2 separate regions of the Homo sapiens genome follow, and region 1 is linked to region 2. Evidence: chromatin loops called from intact Hi-C (ENCODE). Cell type or tissue: IMR-90. All regions are shown on one strand. Links, peaks and the distances in the headings refer to the core of each region. The heading gives the core; the rest is flanking DNA. Region 1 holds the start of SRRM4 (serine/arginine repetitive matrix 4). Region 2 overlaps SUDS3 (SIN3A corepressor complex component SDS3).

Region 1 (5,376 bases), core at 122-5,121, 570 kb after region 2:
TCTGGGGAAACAGAAAGCAATACCCGGAAGGAATGAGGCACAAGATGGTTCTATTTTAATAAAGTGATGGAGGAACTGGAGTTCACGTTATATTGGAGAAGCCAGACCTAAAGCAGAAGTCACTGTGATAAGATGAAAAGGGGACAAGTGTTAGTCAGTGGAGACCCAGAAGGAGAATTAGGCTGTGAACTGCTTCAGGGAAGGGACTATGTCTGGTTTGTCTTTGAGTCCTCCGTGCCCAGGACTGTGCCTGGCCAAGATGCAAGATTGGGCATCAGTTAATGATTATTGAACTGAATATGGCCTGACTTAACATAGTAACAGGTGATTATTCCAAGATCATGAGCAAGAAGAGCTACCATTGAATGGTCACTTGCTATAAACTGGACAATTTATTAAGTCCTTTACCAGTAATATTTCATTTAATCTTCCCAACCACGATGTGATATCTCCACTTTTGCAAATGAGGAAACAAAGGCAGAGGTTAGTTATTAGCCCAAGCTCATACAGCTACAAAGTGGCAGAGCTGGGCTTCATATCCTAGTTCTCTCTAAATCCACAGGCTGGGCTTTTAACCACTTGAGTAATTGATATTTTTGAGTAAACTGTGTTTCAGACACATTCTAGAACCTGTATGTGTGTTAATTCCTTCAATCCTCACAGCTAGTTCATCTAAACATATTATTTATAATCTTTATAGAATCTTCATGAAACCCCATCTCTACTAAAAATACAAAAAAAATTAGCTGGGCCGTCGTGGCAGGCGCCTGCAATCCCAGCTACTAGTGAGGCTGAGAAAGGAGAATGGCTTGAACCTGAGAGGCGGAGGTTGCAGTGAGCTGAGATCACACCACTGCATTTCAGCCTGGGCAACAGAGCGAGACTCTGTCTCAAAAAAAAATTCTTCATAGTATTGATAAAGAAACTGTGACATAGGCAAGTGAAATCCCTCCTCCAACATTACACAGCTAGGAAATGGCAGAGCTGGAATTTGAAGCCAGGCATTCTGGATTCCAAGTCCTGAACTGATTACTGCAGACTCCCAATTTAGGAACCTCAACACCAGGTGCTTCTAAGTATGTGACTCATTGTTATCTGATTTATTTTTAAATGGTGGTCCATCCTGATATGCGTAGTATCCCACTCCATCCTCCACCCCACCAAGCAAAAACAGAAACTGTATTTTTCACAAATTTCCTTTGCTTCCTACAGGATCACCCTGGGGAAGTCACTTGGTCATCCTCAACTTCTTCATGTTTAAAACAGAGTAAGATCGAATAGCAGGTCTACGTTTTTTAACTTTTATTTTAAGTTCAGGGGTACAAGCGCAGGTTTGTTACATAGGTAGACTTGTGTCACGGGGGTTCGTCGAACAGATTATTTCATCACCCAGGTATTTAGCCTAGTACCCATTAGTTATTTCTCCTGATCCTCTCCCTCCTCCCAACTTCCACCCTCCAAAAGGCCCCAGTGTGTGTTATTCCCATCTATATGCCCATGTGTTCTCATCATTTAGCTCCCATTTATAAGTGAGAACATGTGGTATCAGGTTTTCTGTTCCTATGTTAGTTTGCTAAGGATAATGACCTCCAGCTCCACTCATGTCCCTGCAAAGGACATGATATTCTTTTCATGGCTGCGTAGTATTCCATGGTGTATATGTACCACAACTTCTTTATCCAGTCTATCACTGATGGGCATTTAGGTTGATTCCATGTCTTTGCTATTGTGAGTAGTGCTGCAGTGAACATACACATGCATGTGTCTTTATAAAAGAATGAGCAGGTCTACTTTTAGTTCTTTGAGAAATCTTCATACTGTTTTCCATAGTTGTTGTACCAATTTACATCCACACCAACAGTGTATAACTGTTCCCTTTTCACTGCATCTACACCATCTATTTTTTTTTTTTACTTTTTAATAATGGCCTTTTGGGGGTAAGGTACTATTCGGGTGACAGGTATGTAAAAGCCCAGACTTCATCACTATACAATTCATCCATGTAACCAAAAAACACTTGCACCCTTAAAGCTATTGAAATAAGATAAATAAATAAAATAGAATAAGATCAGCTTTCTCTCCCACCTCATCTGGCTACGATGGGATTTTAAAAAGGCAATGTTTTGCATATGGGAGCTCTATCAACATTTTAGGGATTAGGAGCAGGCACACAACTGGAAGATGTTGACTGATCTTGTGGGGGTAGGATCCCACCTACCTCTCTCCTGCAAGTGACTCAGTTCATACCCTAAATGTCATGACTAAGGTTAGTTTTAAAGATGCCAGTCTGCTACCTATAAGAAGCCAGCTCTAGATTGCATTTACAATGATACCAACTTCTGGGTGGGAAACGGGGGTCTAGCCCAATCAGGGAATGGGGGATTTGGGGCGCAAGGTAAGAGGGAGAGGAAGGGAAGGGGTTAGCCTAGTCTCCACTTTGCTCCATCTCCAACCTTCCCAGGCCTGACCCCCACCTCTGGGCCCTCTCCCCCGGCAACCCACATAAGAAGCCAGCAAATGCACCTCTCGTTGTTGACCAGAAGGGGTCACTGCAGAGCAAGTAGCGCTCTCAGGCACTCAAATAAGCGGACGCAGGCGTGTCGAACACACACACTTCAAACGTAGATACCCTTTGGGGCGGGTACTCATTTACTCCAAGGTTCTTTCTTCTCCTGCCCCATCTTATCCTCTCTGTTGGCCTCTTCATCTTCACCTCCTAGTTACCTCCTGTTCCCCTTCAGAGAATTTCTGGAGTTCCCATTGTTCTCCCGACCCCCCCGCCCTACCCCGCCCTCATTGGGTCCCCATTGCTATCTGCTTTAGCAAAGAGCAGGAGTTTATTCTCGCTGTGACTGGGACTCAGCACCAGGTGCTTGGAGGCATTTAAGACTGAGCGAGGCCTCCTTCCAGGAATTTACAGCCTGGAAAGTGGAAGCGGGGTTGGGGGGAGGGGGAGGGCGTTAGGTGGGAGATGGGGGAGTAACAACTCTGCTAAGATTAAAAGGCTTCCAGGAAGGCAAGGGCTGAGGGGTCCCGCCACGATCTCTTTTTTTTATAATGAAAACCCTGGGGGAAAACAAGAGTCATTCTAACCAGATCTTCTGTGTCTGGGGTTGATTTGGGATTCTAAACCTCCACTTGCTTGGGATTACGATTGAACTGCGAGGCGGTAAGGAGATGGGGAGGAGAGACCGAAAAGTAACTATCCCCCTGCTAATCCTCGAGATTTTCCTCTCCAACCCTCCCACTAAGCGCTTTCTTTTCCAAAACGTACTCCTTTCCCGAGACTAGCGGCATTAGGAAAAGTGGCTGCAGGCGGATTCCCCAGGAGTGGATGGGGGTGGGGTGGGGTGAGATGGGAACTCTTTCCTCTGGACGGGGTTGGCGGCGGGGACGCTGGGCAGGCCGGCTGTGAGACACAAAAGAGATACCCTTGACAGCTCCGCATGCACAGATGTAACGCTGCGCCCCTTGGCGGGCGGGGGCCCTGCTCGGCAGATGGCGAGAAGCCGAATTGGTGAGGGATTGTCTATCAAATGGCACTTTCTGGGTGGTGGAGACCTCGCTAACCCCCGGCGCAAAGAGGAACGCAGGGCACCCTCTGTACCGGCCTAGGCCGTGTCTCCCAAAAGTGAGGGTCTGGGGGAGGCCGGCTGGGGTGGATAGATTAAGTTTTTTACGAGCCCCCCCAACCCCCCCCCCCCCCCCACGCAGAAGATCAGCTACAAGACTTGCGAAGGGGCTGGAAAGAAAGGTGGCCTGGCCCAAAGGGGGCACCCAGGAAAGGGCTGAGGAAGGCCAGCGATGATGGGAGAGGAGAGGGGCCTGGGAAGCAGGATCTCCTGCCTGGCGCAGATTGGGGTGCCAGGATGGCTTCTCAGAGGGATCAGCGCTGCAACTCGGTCGCCGCGGGGCCCTGGTGACAGGCGCACGCCCCGCCCTTTCTCCTCCCAAGACCTGCGGGCTTTTGTTATGCAGATGGCGGCAGGAGGCTGAGCCTGAGGAGGAGGGGGTTGGTGGGGAGGAGGAGAGACGGAGAGGGGGGAGGAAAGTGCAGCTCGCGCGACCAGCCTCCTCTTCCAACGTCACATTGTGCGAGAGACAAAACCCGGGCGCGCCGGAGCTCACACGCGCACGCACACACATCCGACCCCGTCGCCTCTTCTCTCCTGGTGCTGCCCAGAAAGCCAGCCCTCCCTTCCCTTCTTGGGGCGCAGAGGCTCAGCCAGCTCAGAGCGCAGCCTGGAGCCGACCCAGAAGGGCGAAGAAAGCCCAGCGGACGAGCCTCCTTTCTCTGCTGCCTGCCCGGGCTGGGGCGTCCCATCCCCCGCCCTGAACTCCGATCTCTCCCACCCCACCCCTCTCTGGGTTTCACCCGGACAGAGCCGGGAGCTGGGTGTCGCCCCCGTTTGGAATCCACGTTTCAGCACTTTGGACAGCGCCCCGGACGCCCCGGCCCCTTTGGGTTGGCGATGGCGAGCGTTCAGCAAGGCGAGAAGCAGCTTTTTGAGAAGTTCTGGCGAGGAACCTTCAAAGCGGTGGCCACCCCCCGTCCCGAGAGCATCATTGTCGCCAGTATCACGGCCCGCAAGCCGCTGCCAAGGTAATGATCTCCTTCTTAGAAGGGGGGATCCTGAAGGTCCTCCTTTCTGGCCTGTGCCCCAGAGCCCGGAGGGGTGGATGCAGGCAGCCGGGCCAGGGCGCCTGTCTTTTCCCGTCACTACTCGGCGGCTCCCGCTGAAACATGGGAACTCATTGCTTGTGTGAGGTGGAAGATGGTGAGAAGGGACAGGAATTCTTTGGGGGAAAGCAACGCTTATTGGACCCCCGTAGCTCCTATTCAAGAGGTTTTGCTACCTGAGGGTGGGCGGTGCAGATGGGGTACGACTTGACTGAAAAACTTTTCTTGGTGTCACAGAGTCCAGAGGGCAGGTGGGCCAAGGAATGGTGGATTTGAGATGTTTGGGGGGTGTTGTACCAGAAAAGGAGAACTGAGCCAGCTCAAGCAGCGTTCAGAGATAGCACACATTTCCATCCTCGGCTCGGAAACTAGCGAGCTTTGAACATTTTTGACAAAAGCCCATATGCTGTTCCCTCAAATACACCCAAAACAGCACCCTCCTCCACGCCTTTCTGGCGGCTGCTGCCGCTGCTGCTGAATTCTCTCCTCTCCAGCATCCAAAACCAAGACTCTGAGCTCAGGAGTCAGGGAGGAGCCTTCCAAGATCGTGAAGATGATCTTGGAAGAGTTTTATTTTGTTTTTTTTTGTTTTTTTTTTTTTTTTCCAAAAAGAATCTGATTGCTTTGAACTCAGGGATGAGAACCGATCCTTGGATGGTGGTAGACATGGTGCTGATGGAAGGAAGAATAAGGGA
Region 2 (5,376 bases), core at 81-5,080:
CTCAGTATTCATAGTTGTTCCTTCCGGAACAGCACTTGAGATCATCAGTGCTAGCTGCCAACTAGAATTCTGAATTGGTGACATCTTTTTTTTGTTTAAAGCACCATGATTACTCGATTACTCGATTACTCACACATCCCTCTACTTACTGAGTCTTGTGGAAGAAAACAAGAGTCTTCTTTTTCTAGGTAATATCTTCCTGGGGGCCACTGCGGTCCACAGACATCCTGACCTTCTGAGGCACGATGGGGAGGGGTGAGGGAGTTGTGTGAGTGTAAAGTTAGTAGTTCTTTAAGTGATTCCTTTTTTTTTTTTTTGGATTATGGAGTCTTGCTCTGTCGCCAGGCTGGAGTGCAGTGGCGTGAACTCGGCTCAGTGCAACCTCCGACTCCCAGGTTCAAGTGATTCTCCTGTCTCAGCTTCCCAAGTAGCTAGGACAACAGGCATGTGCCACCACACCCAGCTAACTTTTGTATTTTTACTAGAGATGGGGTTTCACCATGTTGGCCAGGATGGTCTCATCTGTTGACCTCGTGATTCACCTGCCTCAGCCTCCCAAAATGCTGGAATCACAGGTGTGCGCCACCGCACCCTGCTGAAAACGATTGCATTTTTAAGAGATTTTCATAATACTTGCCCTTTGATCACCAGGGCTTTAGTCCTACTCTAAGTGACCTTATGTATTTGCACATTTGACCTTAATCTTCCTGAAACCCAGGTGTCTCTTCCATTTGAGAGGCTAATCTGCCTTGCCTACTTCCCAGGGTTGCTTTGATGATCAAGTTTAGATGGAATATACAAGAGTTTTGCTGAAATCCCATGCATTATCACTGTAAGGGCTCAGTGATGATTATTACCACATTCTGATAGTGTTTCAATTAAAGCATGTTAACTGGTAGACTCGCATGTGTTTGTTACATTCTTAGTCACGTAAGTATTGGTTTCCTCCAGCATCTCCATCCTCTCCTGAGCACTTGCCTGCAACACCCGCGGAATCTCCAGCCCAGAGGTTCGAAGCTCGGATAGAAGATGGCAAACTGTACTATGACAAAAGATGGTATGTTATGGGAAAACCTGGACTAGTAAGAGTCTCATATGAACCACTTGGAAAGAGGGCTGGGGCTATTGTAGTTATTTCAGATCACGGCTGCTGCTAAACTTACATAGTACTAAAAGTAGAAACCCATTAAAAAATGTATTAGCAGTCATTTAATCAATACTTCCGGTGGATCTTTGAAAGCAGCGTTTCCCAAAACCATGTTCTGCTCCCCTTCCTTCTCCATTCTGGTGTCTCTGTACTAGAATTTGCAGGCTGGTATCTTGTGTGGTACCCCTGCCAACTGGGGCTGGGGTGTATGTCCCCCCTCTGACCCCTCTTACCTCTGCTCCTGTGTGCTAAGGTTAATAGGTGCTCTTCGGATTAAAGGATTTTGTGGTCAAATCAGTTTGGGGGATGATCATGTTAATTAAGATAAGTGGGTTGCTCCCTTGTAGTACCCTTTGGGTCCTGCGATATGCTAATGTACACTGTGAATTTCTAAGATGTTATTAGATGTTTTTTGATGACACATACCCTTTTTTCTTACATGATCCAGCTGCAAAAGTGGTCAAGGACACTTGCTTGGGGGAACTGTATCCTAAAACATTCCTAGTTTGTTTTTTGTTTTTTGAGACGGAGTCTTGCTCTGTCGCCAGGCTGGAGTGCAGTGGCGTAATCTCGGCTCACTGCAACCTCCGCCTTCCAGGTTCAAGCGATTCTCCTGCCTCAGCCTCCCGAGTAGCTGGGATTGCAGGCACCCGCCACCATGCCCAGCTAGTTTTTGTATTTTTAGTAGACACGAGGTTTCGCCATGTTGGCCAGGTTGGTCTCGAACTCCTGACCTCACATGATATTACTGCCTTGGCCTCCCAAAGTGCTGGGATTACAGGCATGAGCCACTGTGTCCTGCATTCCTGGTTTACATTGAAGACTCTTTGAAACGTTCAGACCGCCTAGCATTTTTCATTGGAAAGGTAATGGCAAAACAGTATGAAAGAACCTTAAAAGCTCATACTTTTGTTCATTCAACAAACATTTCTTCTGTTCTGTATTACGCTTTCTGCTAGATATGAAATGGATACTGCCATCATTTCTCAGGTCTTTTCATTCTGATATATTTCTTTTTATTCTTTATCCATATGCAGGCATAGTCTATTCATTCTAAGGCATAGTGGACATACGGTTTGCTTTGCCTTTCTGTTTGGTTATATTGAGAATGTTTTTCTGGGTTACTGTAAGGTGTCTCATTATCATTTATAATGGCTATATAATGACCCTTTGAGTTTCAGTATCTAACCAAAAGTTCCAAAATTGGGGTAATGATTATTTATTTTGAATTCTTAAAAAAACCCAGCATTGTGTTAGGTTGGTTACCCGATAACATTGTACTTGTCAAAAATGCTTAGGGTTCTAGTCATGGCCGAAGTAAATCATTTCCACCTATTAAGTTGCAGTGAGTTAATTGCCCAGTAGATGCTGGAGGCTGGCTTTATCTCTAAGGCTGATCTTGATGACTTCTTCCCCTCTGAGTTGGTGTTCTTTGGCATTCTTCAGAAAGGTCGGTTTGTGTTATATCTTAACATTATGTCTCAGAACACATCGCCACTAGGTGGCAGGCTCTAACAGCTTAACACTGAGAAGGGCAAAATGAGATGAAAAATGTTTCTAATAATGAAAACCAAATAACCTTTAAAGATCAAGCCCACACATAAGAACCATCTTTGAAAATGATGAGATTTATCACTAACATTTTTACAAATCTATGAGTCTTAAAGCCATGTGATATTTCCAGTGATGTTCATTTTGTAATTGTGTTGCTTTGAATCTTCCTCTTTCTAAGCTTAATCCTCAGACTTTACGAGACATGTCTTGAGGGTGAAAATGCAGTAAAATAAAATTCTTGTTTTTTTAAAGAAGAGATCCACAATGTCTGGTGTTTCCTAATGTAAACAAAATGATCAGATTTGATGTGTTAGAACTCCTAAGCATTTTGAAGGAATTTTCACCATCTTTCTTACATTAACAGCAGAAATTTAGAAAATAATGTCACTGGATGCATTTTACTTTTTCAGTGAAATTGAAATTGCTTATTCTCTTGTTAAATATACTTTGAGAATGTTGTTTTTTTTCTCTATTCTGTATACTTTTCATTTTTGGCCTTGGCAGTCAGAGATCATAATGCAGTTGTTGAAGGTGGGTCTCCCTCTTCCCCAATGACAATTGAAAAGTGTTCCTGGGAATACTGGCTGAGGTGTTCACTGGTGCAGTGCCAGCCTCTCCCATCTCACCAGGCTCATGTTTGGCTTTTGTATCAGTTTGGAGGTTTTGTTTTTCTTTCTTTGGCAGACGTGGCCTGTGGCTGAGAGGTCAGCTACATTGCTTTATGCTCTTTCCAGAGGGTATGGAGTATTTTGGTGCAGCCGTATTTTTGGCAGAAGATGTCTTCCTGAGTTTTAAATGACTTCAGCAAAACAAATGGGATTCAGGCATCGCATCTTGGTGTGAATACTTGCCAAGCTCCCTTTCATTTTGAAAGATAAGGATCTTCCCTTTGCCTTGGTCTTATACTGCTTTTAAGGCATTCTATATCATGCTATGTAAATTTGCCTCACATTTTGATTTGGACTAATGATCTCTCAAAAAATACTGTGAAAAAGTAGCTGATATTTGAAAATAACTAATTGATGGTACGGGTGGACTTCTGTTTTTCTCTCCTTGTTTTAAATCTGGGGCTGCCTGTGAGTCAGAAACGAAGCCACCCACTTGCTCAAGAGCATTTTCCCCTTCAGCCTTCGGTCGACACAAAAGACTTAAAACAGTGAATATTTACCAGTAGAATTGGGACTCCTTGAGGTTCTGTAGCTATAACGTGGACTCACTTATTGGGGAAATAAAGTGTTAATACCAGGATTCTCAGTAGGATACAAAATTAAATTAATTTTCCTACCTCCTCGCCCCACTTTTGTGTCCACCTTCTTAAGAAATTGCTTTTCGAAAATAGTACAGTAGTGGTAATTTCTAGTTTTGTTCGGTTTAATAGTAGAGGTTCAAAGCTTTAAGAACTTAATTGTAGAGATTCCCAGGTCAGAATTTCCATTAGTTACAAAGTAATAGAGTCAGTTTGACATTTGGGGCTTAGTCTTTGAGGCTATTTAAATATCTTTTTTCAGCAGCTGAGTTGCAGCTTGTAAAACAGGTTAATTGGCCTAAAAAAAAAACGCACATTTTTACTACCCTGTTGATGTTGCTTCGTAGCACATTTTATATCTAAACATATTTTTAAATTTCTTCCCCCCCCTTTGATTTTTCTTTAGAAATTAAAAAGTAAATTCTTATGTTAAGGTTGTCACATACTTCTTGGTTTCATCTTTAACCGCCCCCGCCCCCCCATATGAACACTTCATTTTTTATTTTTTTGAGACAGGGTCTCACTGTCCCCCAGGCTGGCATGCAGTGGTGTGATCATAGCTCACTGGAGCCTTGATCCCCCTGGCTCAAGCGATCTTCCCACTTTGGCCTCCCGAGTAGCTGGGACTACAGTCCTCCATTACCATGCCTGGCTAATGTTTTTTTGATTTTTAGTAGAGATGAGGTCTTGCTATGTTGCCCAGGCTGTCCTCAAACTCCTGAGCTGAAGTGATCCTCCTGCCTCAGCCTCCCAAAGTGCTGGGATTACAGGTATGAGCCCTGAACACTTTAATATCTAAGGACTTATCTTTTCAGAGAATTCAAATAATTTAATAGATTTGGTATCTAGGGATAATGGTTCCCCCAAGACATCGTGTAGTGCATGAGGATCCCTTGAAGGTCTCAGAGACTGCGGTTCAGGAGGGACCTGGTGATCAGTTGGTTTGGAAGTTGGCTGCTTTGGGAAGCATGTTGGCCACCTCTACTTTGGAGCAAATAGGGACCAATGGTGGACATTCAGGCCACCACCATTCAGTGATTCCAAAGGAGGCGGATCTGGGAGGTGGCCACATTCCCAAGTTCCAGACCACTTCCCAGAGGTAATAGACCAGCTTGCATTGTTTACTCTGGGTGTTCGCTTTTAAGTCAGTTGAATTTCTTGGGTTTGGGTTCTAAGTACCACTGAAGGAAAATACAATGCATCTCATGAGAATTGTTGGAATAGCCTTCCAGAGTCAGCTGTTTTCTTTAAAAGACCTTTGTGAGGATATGATACATGGATACACATGTAACATGTATATGTGTTATTTTTGGTTTTTTTTTTTTTTTTGAGACAGAGTCTCGCTCTGTCGCCCAGGCTGGAGTGCAGTGGCGCAATCTTGGCTCACTGCAGACTCCGCCTCCCAGGTTCAAGCGATTCTCCTACCTCA

Evidence for each region. A loop is a pair of places that touch in the nucleus more often than their neighbours do. Peaks named below come from ENCODE experiments on the same cell type or tissue, not always from the same donor. Only the 100,000 strongest peaks of a DNase experiment are listed, where the experiment ranks them.
Region 1: it touches region 2 in a loop (5-fold over the local background); 2 of 110 quality-filtered maps call a loop at or near these places.

The regions. Positions count from the first base shown.
Region 1 is chr12:118,977,411-118,982,786 of GRCh38, forward strand. SRRM4 (serine/arginine repetitive matrix 4) reads left to right here and starts at 4,131. Exons shown (of 13, transcript NM_194286.4): 1 at 4,131-4,603. The coding sequence starts at 4,473. In IMR-90, for the core only: a CTCF peak has its summit at 2,549 (motif pointing right); no DNase peak of the experiment used is centred there.
Region 2 is chr12:118,402,461-118,407,836 of GRCh38, forward strand. It overlaps SUDS3 (SIN3A corepressor complex component SDS3), which reads left to right. Exons shown (of 12, transcript NM_022491.3): 10 at 952-1,057. Among named protein-coding and RNA genes, the nearest start is that of SUDS3, 29 kb to the left of the region's middle. RefSeq lists an enhancer at 2,538-2,587. In IMR-90, for the core only: a CTCF peak has its summit at 2,646 (motif pointing right); a DNase peak (open chromatin) is centred at 2,641.